Linked DNA regions of Homo sapiens: all the other regions are linked to region 1. A link is a contact called in ENCODE Hi-C or POLR2A ChIA-PET data. All regions are on one chromosome and are shown on one strand. Each heading gives the region's core, a stretch centred on a gene start or an enhancer-like site at or near the end of the contact. The rest is flanking DNA. Distances are from core to core; before and after follow the strand shown.

Region 1 (4,663 bases), core at 977-3,476:
AAACAGTGTTGGTACCCATGTCTTGGGGTTTGGGGTTAGTAAATGAATCTGTGGGAAGCCGAGTCAGGCCTATCGGTGTCTGTAGGTGGTGGAGCCTCTTCCCTCTGACAGGGATGGAAATTATAGAGATAAAATCAAAGAGAGGCCGGGTGCGGTGGCTCACGCCTGTAATCCCAGCACTTTGGGAGGCCAAGACAGGCAGATCACTTGAGGTCAGGGGTTCAAGATCACCCTGGCCAACATGGCGAAACCCCGTCTCTACTAAAGATACAAAAATTAGCCCAGTGTGGTGGTGTGTATCTGTAATCCCAGCTACTTTGGAGGCTGAAGCAGTAGAATTGCTTGAACATGGGAGGTAGAGGTTGCAGTGAGCAGGGATCGTGCCACTGCACCCCAGCCTGGGTGACAGAGTGAGACTCTGTCTCAAAACAAACAAACAAACAAACAAAGAGAGAGATGGAAGGTCAGGTTGCATCAGGAGGAAGCTGGCAATCTCTGTGACTCAGGGAGGTGCGGGGGCTCCCTCCTGGACCCTGGTCACCTCTGAACGTTCCACTGGTTTCTTCCAGTTTCTCCTTTACTGAGATCCCTCTGTCCCCAGAGTCTCAGTTTCCTCCCTTGTGAGATGGGCTCACACTGGTGCCCCTGAATCTTCTTCCTCCACCCATCCACCATCAAAATTGCTCCCACATCCGATCCCTTCTCATGAAGGTCCCTTCTCCCTGGTCCAGACTATCATTGCTCCTTAGGACCAGCAGTGGCACCCCTCTGTGGTCTCCTCGCTTCTCCCTTTATCCCCCACAGATACCCCCACCCTGGTATCCTGAGTCCGGCTTGTCCTTCTTCTGTCTAGAAGCCTCTGTGGCTCCCACCTTCCTCAGAGTAAAAGCCAAAGTTCTCCCCCCAGACCTCAAGGCCCTGCTTGGTCTCACGGCACCATCGCCTCTTCCCTCCCCACCCTGCTTAATCGACTTAGGCCACCTCAGCCTCCTCCAAGCTCCTCCGGTGAGTCAGACAGGCTCCTGCCTCGGGGCCTGTCTAAAGGCTGTGCTTTCCCGGGGACCATCTTCCCAGAGACGCCCATATGTCTCCCCTACCTCCTTTGGGTCTCAGTTCAATTGTCATCGTCACCCACACTCTCTCTCCCTCCTCTGCCATCAGGAATTTGTATCTCTGCCAGGCGCGGTGACTCATGCCTATAATCCCAGCACTTTGGGAGGCTGAGGTGAGCGAATCACTTGAGGTCAGGAGTTCAAGACCAGCCTGGCCAACATGGTGAAATCTCATCTCTGCTGAAAAATACAAAAATTAACTGTGTGGTGGTGGGAGCCTGTAGTCCCAGCTACCAATCCCAGCTACTTGGGAGGCTGAGGCGGGAGAATCACCTGAGCCTGGGAGGTGGAGGTTGCAGTGAGCTGAGATTGTGCCACACTGCACTCCAGCTTGGGCAACAGAATGAGACTCCGTCTAAAAAAAAAAAAAGAAAGAAAAAAAAAAGAATTTGTATCTCATTCATGGTGGTGTCGCTGGCTCCTGTACACAGCCGGGGCTTAATGAGTGTGCTCACAGATAATAATCTTATGCTGATAAAAAGAAATGTTTCCCCAGATGCCTGCTGTGCTTTAGGCCCTGGGCTGTGGTCTGGGGACACAGCCGGGGACAACTGAGAGCAATCTTGCCCTTGTAGGACTCATGGTCTGGGGACAAAGGTGGGACCCAGAGGACATTATGCACCTGAAGCGATGCATCTGTAATGTGGAATCAGGTGTTGAAAAGTGTGATGAATAAAGTAGAATACATGACCAGATGCAGCAGAGGGAGGGTGTTTCCTGATCAGGCAGTCCTGGAGGGCTTCCTGGAATAGGCGACATTTGGGGCCAAGGCCTGAATGAAGAGAGGGACATGCCCCTTTGCAGCAGCTCTGGTGGCCATGTGTTTCTCACTAGTTCACAGATAAGGAAACTGAGGCTCAGAGAGGTGAAGTCACTTGTCCAGCATCCCCAAATCCAAACTCCCCAGCCAGGAGCCTGCAATCCCCTTTCCCCATGGTGCCCAGTTGCAGATGGGCAAACCAAAGTCCAGAGCAGCGCCTCCACACCCCAAGGTCTCCCAGGAAGCTACTCGGCCCTCCTCCACCCTCCTTCTCCTCCCCCGCGCAGCTTTACTGGGGGACTTTCTCACAGGGAGGAAAAACAGCGACAGCTGGTTTCACAAGTAGGTGGCCCAAGCCGCAGACCGGTTTCGGTTTGCAAACAACTTCTGGCTCTGACTGCCTGCTGCTGGGCTGAGCAAACCCAGAGGTAAGAGCCCCGTATCAATCCATAAGAGGAAATGGGCACCAATCTGTCAGCTCAGGGTCTGGCTCATGGGCAGCAGGGCCAGGAGATGGGGGTGCACTGAACCCTCATCTCCACTTAGTCTTTTTTTTTTTTTTTTTTGAGAAGAGTCTTGCTCTGTCGCTCAGGCTGGAGTACAGTGGCGCGATCTCAGCTCACTGCAACCTCTGCCTCCCAGGTTCAAACTCACTGCAGCCTCAGCCTCCAAAGTAGCTAGGACTACAGGCACACGCCACCACGCTTGGCTAATTTTTGTATTTTTAGTAGAGACAGGGTTTCACCATGTTGCCCAGGCTGGTCTCAAATTCCTTACCTCAAGTGATCTGCCTGCCTCAGCCTCCCAAAGTGCCAGGATTACAGACATGAACCACTGCGCCCAGCCTCCACTTATTTTTTATTTTATTTTATTTTTTTTGAAACAATCTCACTCCATCACCCAGGCCGGAGTGCAGTGGCGTGATCTCGGCTCACTGCAACCTCCGCCTCCCAGGGTTCAAGCAATTCTCCTGCCTCAGCCTCCTGAGTAGCTGGGATTACAGGCATGCGCCACTACGCCCAGCTAATTTTTGTATTTTTGGTAGAGATGGGGTTTTGCCATGTTGGCCAGGCTGGTCTCGAACCCCTGACCTCAGCTGAACCGCTCTCCTCGGCCTCCAAAAGTGCTGGGATTATAGGCATCAGCCACAGCACCTGGCCCTTCACTTAGTCTTAATCACTCATCCAATCAACAATCAATGCTTATTTTATGCTTTGCTGTATTCCTGCATTTTATTATTCTCCCAGTACACTGGTACTAAGTGTTTAGTGTGTACCAGGTATTAGCTCATTTAAACATCTCAAACCACTGGAAAGAATCAACCCAGGCAATTATCTTGATTTCAGACTTCTCTCCAAAACTGGGAGAGAATAAATTTCTGTTGTCTGGAGCCCCCCAGGTTGTGCAAATTTGTTACATTAGCCCCAGGAAACTTACACAGCCCCCTCTCCAACCCCAAGTAAAAACTCACCTGTCCTCCTGCAGGTCCTCCAGGTCTGAGAGGGTAGTGCTTACCTCCGGCACTCTGGCCAGGAGCAGGAAGGTATTTCTCTTTGCGGATTTCTGGAGCATGTGGGTTGTGGACTCAGAGACACTTGGAAACTCCAGAGGTTTTTCCCAAGTGTCAGCAGCATGCACCCTCCCACAGCCATTTGTGAGTTTCTCATGAATACATCTTGGGGAATCACTTGGTATTGGTGGATTTTGTAGCTTTTGCCAATCAAATGGCATCTACCTGGTGTTTTAATTTGCATCTTCCTGATCCTCAGTAAATGTTGATCATCTCTTTGCCACTTGTGCTTCCTCCTTCGTGAATTCCTACTCTGTGTTCTTTGTGGTGTTCATTATAGGAATTCTTTATATATGTTTGACAGTATTCCTCCATCCATTGAGTATATTGCACATATCTTCCCCTAATTTGTAACTTGTCTTTTTGTTTTGTTTTGAGACTGAGTCTCACTCTGTCACCCAGGCTGGAGTGCAGTGGCATGATCTCAGCTTACTGCAATCTCCGCTTCCCGGGTTCAAGTGATTCTCTTTCCTCAGCCACCTGAGTAGTTGGGATTACAGGTGCCTGCCATCATGCCTGGCTAATTTTTGTATTTTTAGTAGAGATGGGGTTTCACCATGTCGGCCAGGCTGGTCCCGAACTCCTGACCTCAGGTGATTCACCCACCTCAGCCTCCCAAAGCGCTGGGATTATAGACGTGAGCCACCGTGCCTGGATGGCATTATAGGAATTATTTATGTAGGTTTGATAGTATTCCTCCATCTGTTGAGTATATTGCAAATACCTTCCCCTAATTTGTAACTAGTCTTTTTGTTTTGTTTTGAGGTGAAAACTCCCTCTGTGGTCCGGCTGGAGTGCAGTGGCGTGGTCTTGGCTCACTGCAACCTCCGCCTCCCAGATTCAAGAGATTCTCCTGCTTCAGCCTCCCGAGTAGCTGGGATTACAGGTGCCCGCCACCATGCCCAGCTAAATTTTGTATTTTTAGTAGAGATAGGGTTTCACCATGTTGGCCAGGCTGGTCTTGAACTACTGAACTCAAGAGATCTGCCTGCCTCGGCCTCCTAAAGTACTGGGATTAGAGGTGTAAGCCACTGCACCTGGCCTTTTTCTTTTTTTTTTTTTTTTTTTTTTTGGAGACAGGGTCTCACTCTGTGGCCCAGGCTGGAGTGTAGTGGCATGATCATAGCTCACTGCGGCCTCAAACTCCTGTGCTCAAGCAATTCTCCTGCCTCAGCCTCCTGAGTAGCTGAGACTACAGGTACACACTTCCATGTCCAGCTA
Region 2 (4,617 bases), core at 1,848-4,347, 150 kb before region 1:
ATCTTGGTCACAGGTCGCATGAGGTTCCTGCTGAGAAGGGCTAGGGGATGATCATCCATCTTCATGGGTGTGTTCCGGTTGAGGAAACTCAGTCCCAGAAGTGAGCTTGGAAAGGGCGGCTCAGCCCAATGCTCCGGAGCTGAAGTGGTGCTGGGACGTGGCTCAAGACCCGAGCTTGCTGCAGGAGCCCATTCCCCTTCTGTCAGAGGGGGTGGTCCGCCAGGAGACAGTCTTGCATCTGGTCCAGGAAGCAGACAGTTCAGTCTGCTCGGGTGTCCAGGGCCACACAGCCTGGGGGTGTCAGAGGAACTGGGCTCTGTCCACACAAGACAAGGCATCTGGTCAGAAGCCTGGCTCATCCCTCCCTGTCCCTCTACCTGCCCTTGGGCCAGAGGTCAGCCCTGCTCAACAGACTTGGCAGGGACCGGGCTGAGGTCACATCAGACAGCAGAGAAGGGTTGGGTCTTTTTGTTTGTTTGAGACGGAGTCTCGAACTGTCGCCCAGGCTGGAGTGCAGTGGCGCGATCTCGGCTCACTGCAAGCTTCGCTGCCCGGGTTCAGGCCATTCTCCGGTCTCAGCTTCCGGAGTAGCTGAGACTACAGGCGCCCGCCACCACGCCCGGCTAATTTTTTTTTTGTATTTTTAGTAGAGACAGGGTTTCACCATGTTAGCCAGGACGGTCTCGATCTCCTGACCTCGTGATCCGCCTGCCTCGGCCTCCCAAAGTGCTGGGATTACAGGCGTGAGCCACCGCGCCCGGCATGGGTCTTTTTTTTTTGAAACGGAGTCTCGCTCTGTCACCTAGGCTGGAGTGCAGTGGCATGATCTTGGCTCACTGCAGCCTCTGCCTCCTGGGTTCAAGCAATTCTCCTGCCTCAGCCTCTCAAGTAACTGGAATTACAGGTGCGTACCAGTAATTTTTTGTATTTTTAGTAGAGAAGGGGTTTCACCATATTGCCCAGTCTGCTCTCTAACTCCAATTTCAGGCGATCCACCCGCTTCGGCCTCCCAAAGTGCTGGGATTACAGGCATGAGCCACGGCGCTCAGCCACGGCTGGGTCTTAACTGCTAGTGAGGAGCTCTCCGCCAGCCCACTGTTGGGTGTGGGTTGTCAGGAGCACAGGAGACTCCCACCCTCCAGGGTGGCTGGCTACACTGCCACTTGGAGCTCACACGTGTAGCCCCCTGGGGAGTCCCCTGGGTGCCTGGTATGCCCTCCACACTCACCCGGTACTTCAAGTAGGACAGGTACGTGTCCCAGCCCAGCGTCAGGCCGTTGATGTAGGTGACTCGAAATTGGGGGGGCACGAAGAGGAAGTTCACGAACTGCGCAGCAGGCCACACGCACCAGTCTGCCTGCGGGGAGAGGCGGGGGATGAGGGGCGGGGCCAGAGCTGGGCGGGGGCGGAGCGGCCATCAGGGGGCGGGGCCGGACATGTGCAAGGGGCGGGTGCTCCCACCTTGTAGAATTCCCAGAACTTCTCCCGCAGCTCCTGGCAGCTCTCACCCACTGTCTGACCCTCCAGGCAGCCAAGGCCTGGGAAGCAAACCAAGAAATGAGAGTGTTAGAGGCCAGGAAGTACTGTTGAGACGACAAGATGGGCTGACGATGGAGGGGGCGGGGTTGGGCCCCTGAGAGCCCACGCCGCCCACCCCGGGCAGAGGGACAGGGACTTTCAGATGGGATGGACAGAGAATTAGGGTAGCTGGTGTAGAGACAAAACAGAGCAAGTCAGTCCCAGTGAGAGAAAGAGAGGTTATAAACATATAAACACGTGCCCCAATGGAGACACCCTGAAGTTGAGGGAGTTGTGTTACTTTTCCATCACAGACCAGGAAGCCGGGCTGGGAGGTGGAGAATGAGAGACTCCTCTATTAATACCGCTGTCTTTACCGAGCCTAGGGCTGGCACGGTTGCACCCCATTAAGTCTAGCCTCAATTTCTCTTCCTTCAGGCCTCAGAGCCTTTGCATTAGCTGTTCCCTCTGCCCGCTGGTTCCCTCTTCATGTCTCAACTGAGTGTGGTCCCCTTCTTTGGGAAATGCTCTCAACCTCCCGCCCAGGGCAGCCCCAACAGATACAGTCCTCGTCCCTCCTACACTCGCCAGCGTTCACATCGGCCGAGTCCGTCCTGTCCCCGCTGTGACCTGGCTCCTAGTCCAGGGCGACCCAAACAGGGGGCAAATTGGAAATGCACCTCTGCATCCTTCTTAACACAAAGCTGGCTCCACCCCTCCCGACCTATGAGAGGCAAAGCCTAGGCTTAGGAGGCTCCTTACCCAAGAAGTACCAGACGCCCAGCAATGGAGAGGCTACCAGCTGATCCACGAGGACCTTCTTGAGGACATTTGGGAAGCCTCGGAGGCCAGACGCAGGGAATAGGCGGTCCAGCGACAAGTACCAGTAGTGCAGGAAGGGACCCATGCTGCAGCCCACCGCAAACATGCTCGCTATAAGAGTGTAAGTCAGGGGGCTGGGTCGGGCCGGCAAGTTCCTCAGTCCATTCCCTCTCTCCCTCCCTGGCTAAGGCCTGGGTAAGCCCAATGCCATCCCGGAGCCTCAGCCTCACCGGGAAAACCGGAAGAGCCCACCCGTGCATTCTTCCACTACAAGCCCCACCAGGAGGCGCGGCTCCAGAGGCTCCTGGGTAGTGGGCAGAGACCTCCGGGGGTTGGGAGGTGATGGAGACCCAGAGCTGCGGGGAGACAGACACCCGGGGAGAGGCGCGGTCAGGGCAAGGGTCCTGCGGGGGACTGAGGCCACGGGTCAGGGGTCACGGCCCGCAGTCGGGTGTCGGGATCAAAGGTCGCCCGGGGTGAAGGACTAAGCAGCGTGGCGTCCTCACCGGAGCGCCGTGGGTCGAAAACCTGGCCGGGCCGGGCGCGGATCTCCCAGGACTGGCGCACGCCATCACCGGCCGCCATGAGCGCGCCGCAGCCCAGCGTGTTAGTGACGAGCAGCGCGCGGCCCTGGAATAGAAGCTGCCCCGCGGATAACAGGCGGCGTAGCCGGCGCCAGCCACCCCGCGCCATCGCCCTCAGGAACCAAGGAACCGGCGCGCCGCTCTGCTTTCGCCGCGCCGACCAGTCGCGAGTCACTGTCGATCCCAAATTGCCCGCCCCTCCGGCTCCCCGGCCAATCGCATAAGGATCTTCAGTCCGCAGGTCCGCCCCGAGCCGCGACGCGTTCACCAATCGCAGGCAGCCTCGGGGAGCCACATTGCCCGGCCCGAAGAGTATTGACCAATAAAAGGCAGGCGTTCTATCCCAAGGTCGAGCCCCCAACGACCTCCCGAGCTTCACGGACCAATCGGAAAAAAGAATTGCGTTACGTCCCGCATGCCGATTGGTAACGTTGCACTCTTGTTTCCCCGCCCCTTTCTGTGCCAGCCTATGGGAAACCGTCGCAGCCCCGTCCTACCGACACGCCCAGGACGGCACTGGCCAGTCGCAGACCGGCGTCACGCTGGCAAATCAGTGACCGTCGTCCCGCCTCCCGCGTTAGGGTTGGTCAATCTTAGGCAGTTACAACGCCTTCTGGCCTGGTTGCCCTACGTATTTCCAGATTCTCCTGGACTTAACCAGAAGGGATGTGATCTGTGGCCAGAAACAATTATATCCTAATTATACCGTTCCCGTAGGGAACAATTATTTTTTTTCTTTTTTTGAAATGGAGTCTCGCTCTGTCACCCAGGCTGGAGTGCGGTGGCGCGATCTCGGCTCACCGCAACCTCTCCCTCCCGGGTTCAAGCGATTCTCGTGTCGCAGCCTCCCAAACAGCTGGGATTACAGGCACGGGCCACCACGCCCAACTAATTTTGTATTTTTGGTCTAGACAGGGGTTTTGCCATGTTAGCCAGGCTGGTCTCGAACTCCTGACCTCAAGAGATCCACCCGCCTTGGCCTCCCAAGGTGCTGGGATGATGATAGGCGTGAACCACCGTAACTGGCTTAAAAAATGATTTTCAATGGAAATCCCTATGCATTCTCTACTAGAGTCGCAAACTACTGCCTGTGGGCTGTTAACTGTTGAAGGTGTGCAGGTTCTTGGCATCTTGAACAAAGAATTGGACAAAGTGCACAAACAAAGCAAGGAAAGAATGAAGCTTAACAAAAGCAGAGATTTATTGAAAACGAAAGTACACTCCGCAGGGTGGGAGCCAGTGGAGCATACGGACTCAAGAGACCTGTTTAAGAATTTTCTGGGGTTTAAATGCCCTCTAGAGGTTTTCACTGGTTACTTAATGTACGTCCTATGTAAATGAAGAGGATGAAGTAAAGTTACAAAGTCATTTACTGGATGTATGCCCTCTTTAAATGGAGAAGATATTTCCTGTCATAGCTGAATTGTTTCCATTTGATTTGGCCTTATGTTCCCTGCCTCCAGACCTATTCTCCTGCCTCAGGGCCAAATCCTGTCCCTGCCTGTTTTGTGCTGCTCATGATGAGCTAAAGGTGTTTCTTACATTTTTTAAATGGTCAGTCAAGAAGGTGGGGATTGGCCAGGCGCAGTGGCTCACGCCTGTAATCCCAAACAGTTTGGGAGGCGGAGGCAGCTGGATCACCTGAGGTCAGGAATTCAAAACCAGCCTGGCCAACATGGTAAAACCCCATCTC
Region 3 (4,795 bases), core at 984-3,483, 180 kb before region 1:
TAGAACTGTTAATAAAATATTTAAAATTAAATATATGGATGAAACATTAATAGTAAACCTATTGATAAAATATTAATGTGAGACTCGCCCCTGGGACTACAGAGGGGATGAAATGAGTTAACGCATCCAGTGCGGGAGGACCCAGGCTGGGAAGAACACTACCTGTCCGGGTTCAAATGACCCCAGTCTTGCACCTTATGGCTGTGTGTCCTTAGGCAAATGACTGTGCCTTTCTGTGCCTCAGTAGCCCCATCCTCGAAATGGGAATAGTAGTCCACACTTTGTAGGTTTCGTCTGAAAATCCAATGACTTTTCCCTTCACTGCTGTTGGCTGAGTGCTGCATGTTTTTGAAGCACTCAGTTTACATAATTTTGTTTAGTCTTAGCCTCCTATTTTATGTCTGTGATTTTGGGGGAGGGGCTGAATCTCTGTGCCTCGGTTTCTCCTTGGGGACATGTAACTATTGTCACTTCTCTCACAGTGGCGGGGAGGTGGTGTCAAGACTGCTGAGACCTTGGCTCCAGTGTCCCCACAAGGCCAATCCTAGCAGCATGTGTCCCCTAGGGATGGCTATAATTAGGTCTGGCCCCAGCAGACAACGATGGTATTTTTGTCTTGGGGACAGCGAGGTCTGGTTCCCGCCAGGTGTCTGGTTGCAAGACTGCGGGGGTTAGGGGGGCTTCCTGGCCAGATACCTGAGGCTCTCTGTTTTTCTGGGCTGTGTGACTCCTCCTCTGAGCCTCTGTTTTCTCATCTGTAGAATGGGGAGACTCTCATGTATCTGGCCTTAGCATGGTTGCCTCAGGATCTCCTGTGGGATCCCTGATCAATGGGCTTCTCCAGGACTGCCAGAAACATGGGTACCATGTCTGGGGACACCAAGACTGAGGCAGCCGCCCCGGGGGGAAGGCCCAGGCTGAGAGACAGAGGTCATTCCACAGCAAGGGGCACGGTCAGGCCTCAGTTGCTGGGAGGTCCCCTGGGCCTCTGCCTGTGACATGGCTGTTTCTAGGTCCCTCCTCCTTGTGTGACACATGCTAAGCCTTGGTTTCCTTTTCTGTAAAGTGGAACAAGGCCAGCCTGACTCCAGCATTCTGAGGGTAGAGCACCTGGTACAGACTCTGGGAATCCTCCCAGACACCAGAGGCCCCCCCCAGTCCTGGGACAGTGAGGTCCCTCTGATGGCAGGGGTGGGCGGCTGAGGTTTCGCAGGACAGAAGACTTGGCAGAGGTGATGTGCGGATGTTTGTCTAGGAGGAGACAGCAGGAGAGGTGAAGGCATCCAGAGACAGGGCCTGGGGAATGTCAGAGCAGGTGGGGGATCACGTGGGGAGTTGCGTGGAGGGGTGCTGGGAGAGGGGGCCCTGAGTTTGGGTCTCGCTTTCTGCAACAAAGACCCATGCCCGTGACCGCGTCCATGGAAGCCTCAGTTTCCCCACTTGGCAAAGGATTAAGGGTTTGTAGTTTCTGGTGCGCTGTTTGATGGCACTAGGCCTCAGTTTCTCCATCTGGAAAATGGGCAGAGGAGGATTAGAAACATTGCGTGGGATCGGACATTGGCAAACTCTATACCTCGGTGATGCCCTCAATAATGGAAGGCAAGACAGCTGTTTCTCTGGGCACCTTGCTTTCTGACTCCCTCATTCTACACTTTTTAGCAGTTATTGGCCCAGCAAGCTGCACTAACCAGGGACGTGCCGAGGAAGGCTGAGTAAGATCCAGGCTCTGAGATCTTAGGGGCAGCCCTCTAAAGAAGTACAGTTGGGCCTGGCGCAATGGCTCACACCTATAATCCCAGCACTTTGCGAGGCTGAGGCAGGAGGATCACTTGAGTCTGGGAGTTCGAGATCAGCCTGGGCAACATAAAGAGACACCCCCATCTCTCCAGAAAATACATTAGCCCGGGCGTGGTGGTGTGCATCTGTAGTCCCAGCTACTTGGGAGGCTGAGGTAGGAGGATCCCTTGAGCCCAGGAAGTTGAGGCTGCAATGAGCTAGGACTGTGCCACTGCACTCCAGCCTGGGCAACACAGCGAGATCGTCTCAAAAAAAAAAAAAAAAAAAAGGAGCAGAGAGTTGCGTCTGACTCTGTGCCTCAGTTTCCCCGTTTGTCCCGGGGGTCGTCAGGGAGCCGCCGGCCTCGAGGCGGGGCCGATGCGCCCTTTGCCCCCTCCCCGCTGGGCCCCGCCCCCGCAGCTGTCCAGAAAAGGTCCCGCGCAGCCGGCGCTCGGTCCAGCCTCCACGCAGTCCTGGCGATGCAGGGCCCCCCCGCGCCCGCCCCGGTCCCCGGGCCCGGCTCCCCTCGGGGATCCCCGCGCGGCTCCCCCGGGCTCTTCAGGAAGCTTTTGGTGAATCAGAGCATCCGCCTGCAGCGGCGCTTCACGGTGGCCCATCCGCTGTGGTGAGGCTGGACAGAGGGCCTGGCGGGGTCACCGGGACGCCCGGTGTGGAGGTGGGAAGGGCAGGGACAGGGACAAGGCCAGGGACAGCTGGGGCCGGGGCCGGAGTCCGGGCTTGGACGCTCTGCCTCTCCCTCGCTTTCTCTGTATCTCTCTCCCTCTACCCTACCTTACCCTACTTTTGTCTCGCAGTTGGTGACTCTGTCTCTCTCTGTCTCCGTCTGTCTCCACCCGCCGCCTGGATATAGGCCCAGGGGACCAGCCGTCTGTCTCCTTCCAGCTGTGAGGCCCAGAGTGGGACGGGCTGAGGCTCACGTCTCCTCCTGACCCTCGCCGGCCTGGGGCAGGCAGGCTGTGCGTCCTGGCAGTGGGAGGAGGGGGAAGGGGCACTCCTTCCCTTGGTGCCCCCTCCCACCAGCATCCTGTCCCAGTGCCAGCAAAGAGATGCCCTGGGGGCCTCACAATGAACTCTGGGTGTCCACGGAGGAAGACCTGAATTGAGGGGGTTTTCGAGGCAGGGCGTTCGGGAGTCCCAGGCTGAGCGCGCGCCTGCGCCCGGCAGCTGCTTGCGCTGCATCCTCTAAGCACTCGGTCCACCCCTCTGGGTTCGAATCCCTGCCTTTCCAGAAACGACTGTGACCTCGTGGGGAGGGATGGGGGCAAGGCTGGGGTTCGGAGTGGGGCTTGTGGGCGCCGACTGTGGCTGGCATCCTGCGCTTGGTCCGCGCCGAATTGGCACCCACTTGGTAAGTCTGGCACCCAAAGGCTGAGAGGGGAGGTCCCTCTCCAAGGTCATAGCTGGGGTTGGAGGGAGAAGGTATGACCGTGGTTCCTGGTGGTTCCATTTCAACCAGGGAGTGGGAGAGTGGGGGTTCCGTGTCCTGGAGAGCGACCTCGGGGCACCAAACACTAGCGAAGCACATTCCCTTTTGAAGGCGCTAGAGACAGCGCAGGGACGTCGAGGGCGCGTCGCGGGTACTCAGAAGTGAGGATGAACGAGGGCCGGCCCCGCGCAGGCCAGACCCGAACCCAAGTCCGAGCCTCCCTGGCTCAGTTTACCCCCCTGGCCAATGGGCAGCCGCGCCGTTCCCACAGCCGGGGGGCTCTACCCCCGCACCGCCCGCGTCATGGAACCACAGCCTGACCCCGCCGCTCCCGGCTAAGTTTAGAGCAGAAAGAAAAACAGCCTCCCCCGCCCCAAGAAAACCCGGGCCCAGTCCTTAACCCTCCGCGCCCGGGATCCGGATTTGCACGCCCTGTGGCCGCTCCTGGCCTCAGTTTCCCTATTTGTCCACAGACGCGCTTTTCTGGAACCCTTGGGGAGAGCCGAGAGAGGGGTAGGGGGTCGCGATCCGCATGCCTCCCCCTCGAGGGGCAGATCTGGGTTATCCGCCGCCTCCAGTCCGCCCCTAAGAGCGTCTCCCATTGCACCACAGCGCCCACGGCGCACCCCAGACGGGCCAGGGAAGGGTTAAGAAGCCCCGCCCCTTCGGCTGGCCGTGGGGTTCATCCCGGTGCTGCTAAACCCGCTGGAGTCGGACGGAACAGGCCGAGCGCGGCCGGTCTTAGTCGGAGATGCCCGAACTAGCCCTCATGTAGCCGGACGTGACCGAACATGCCCGACCCGGCCCGAGCGTCACCCGGACTTGTTCGAAGCAGACCGAGCGTAACCGGACTTAGGCGAACAAGCTCGAACTTATCCGAAGTCTCCCGAGCTCAATCGGACGTAGCCGAATTCTCCCGAACTCATCGAACAAACTCTTCGTGACCAAGTCCAATTCGACGTGATCAGACCCAACTCAGACCCGGTCATACTTGGACCGAATGCTGCCAAATCCCCCACCTCTACCCAGATCTGAGCCTACGCGGGGTGCCGACCCAGCTCGTGGACGGGGATACGGTGACCTTTGACCCAAAAGTCTTGGCCGGGACCAGCCGGACACTGGCCCTCGGCCGGGAGCTCCGAGTCTCAGGCGGTCCCGGTTGTCTTCCTGTCGGTGCCGCTTCCGCCTGCCCTTCTTGAAAACCCACCCCCAGGTCACCGCCTTCTCTAGCGCCCCAGTTCTTGCCCTACGCCCTTTCTCTGACCTCTGACCCCAAAGAGGAGGAGCCAGAGGGAAAGACAGGGTTTGAGGGTAGAACGGGACAGGTAGTGTGGAGAGGGAGGAGGGTGGGCCGGGCAGAAAGCACGGCCTGTGCAAAGACCCGGAGGTGGAAGATAACAGGCGGAACGTTCAGGCTGAAGATGAAGTGGAGGAGTGGGGGAGCCTAGGGCAGGACCCGGCTAGCTGGGGGCGTGGTCGGCGGCCGTGGGGCGGAGCCTTATGGGCTGAGGGTGGAGCCTGGAACGCTGGGGGCGTGGCAGGTAGCCAAGGGTGTGAGCAAGTTGGCTAGGA

The links. A loop is a pair of places that touch in the nucleus more often than their neighbours do. ChIA-PET counts read pairs that join two places held with the same protein, here RNA polymerase II (POLR2A). Pooled maps may share reads with other maps.
Region 2: a pooled map shows a loop between it and region 1 (5-fold over the local background). The contact joins the promoter of MPV17L2 here to the enhancer-like site in region 1. A Hi-C loop is called at or near these places in 7 of 50 pooled maps. POLR2A ChIA-PET finds 5 or more read pairs at or near these places in 8 of 52 experiments (B cell, CD4-positive, alpha-beta memory T cell, GM10248 and 5 more).
Region 3: a pooled map shows a loop between it and region 1 (3-fold over the local background). The contact joins the promoter of PDE4C here to the enhancer-like site in region 1. A Hi-C loop is called at or near these places in 2 of 50 pooled maps. POLR2A ChIA-PET finds 5 or more read pairs at or near these places in 4 of 52 experiments (GM12878, H1, activated B cell and 1 more).

The regions. Positions count from the first base shown.
Region 1 is chr19:18,042,719-18,047,381 of GRCh38, reverse strand. No RefSeq gene overlaps it. Among named protein-coding and RNA genes, the nearest start is that of ARRDC2, 37 kb to the right of the region's middle. Within about 2 kb of position 2,226, at least 35 of the 41 ENCODE cell types and tissues checked have a DNase peak (open chromatin) inside an H3K27ac peak, as active enhancers do; they include B cell and PC-3, where a contact is called at or near this core.
Region 2 is chr19:18,191,698-18,196,314 of GRCh38, reverse strand. It overlaps MPV17L2 (MPV17 mitochondrial inner membrane protein like 2), which reads right to left and starts at 3,097. Exons shown (of 5, transcript NM_032683.3): 1 at 2,847-3,097; 2 at 2,281-2,451; 3 at 1,462-1,538; 4 at 1,229-1,357; 5 at 1-316. The coding sequence starts at 3,033. The coding sequence ends at 260. RefSeq lists an enhancer at 2,953-3,002 and a silencer at 3,393-3,572.
Region 3 is chr19:18,223,876-18,228,670 of GRCh38, reverse strand. It overlaps PDE4C (phosphodiesterase 4C), which reads left to right and starts at 2,233. Exons shown (of 15, transcript NM_001098818.4): 1 at 2,233-2,401. The coding sequence starts at 2,256. RefSeq lists silencers at 2,290-2,349, 4,736-4,795 and an enhancer at 3,886-4,125.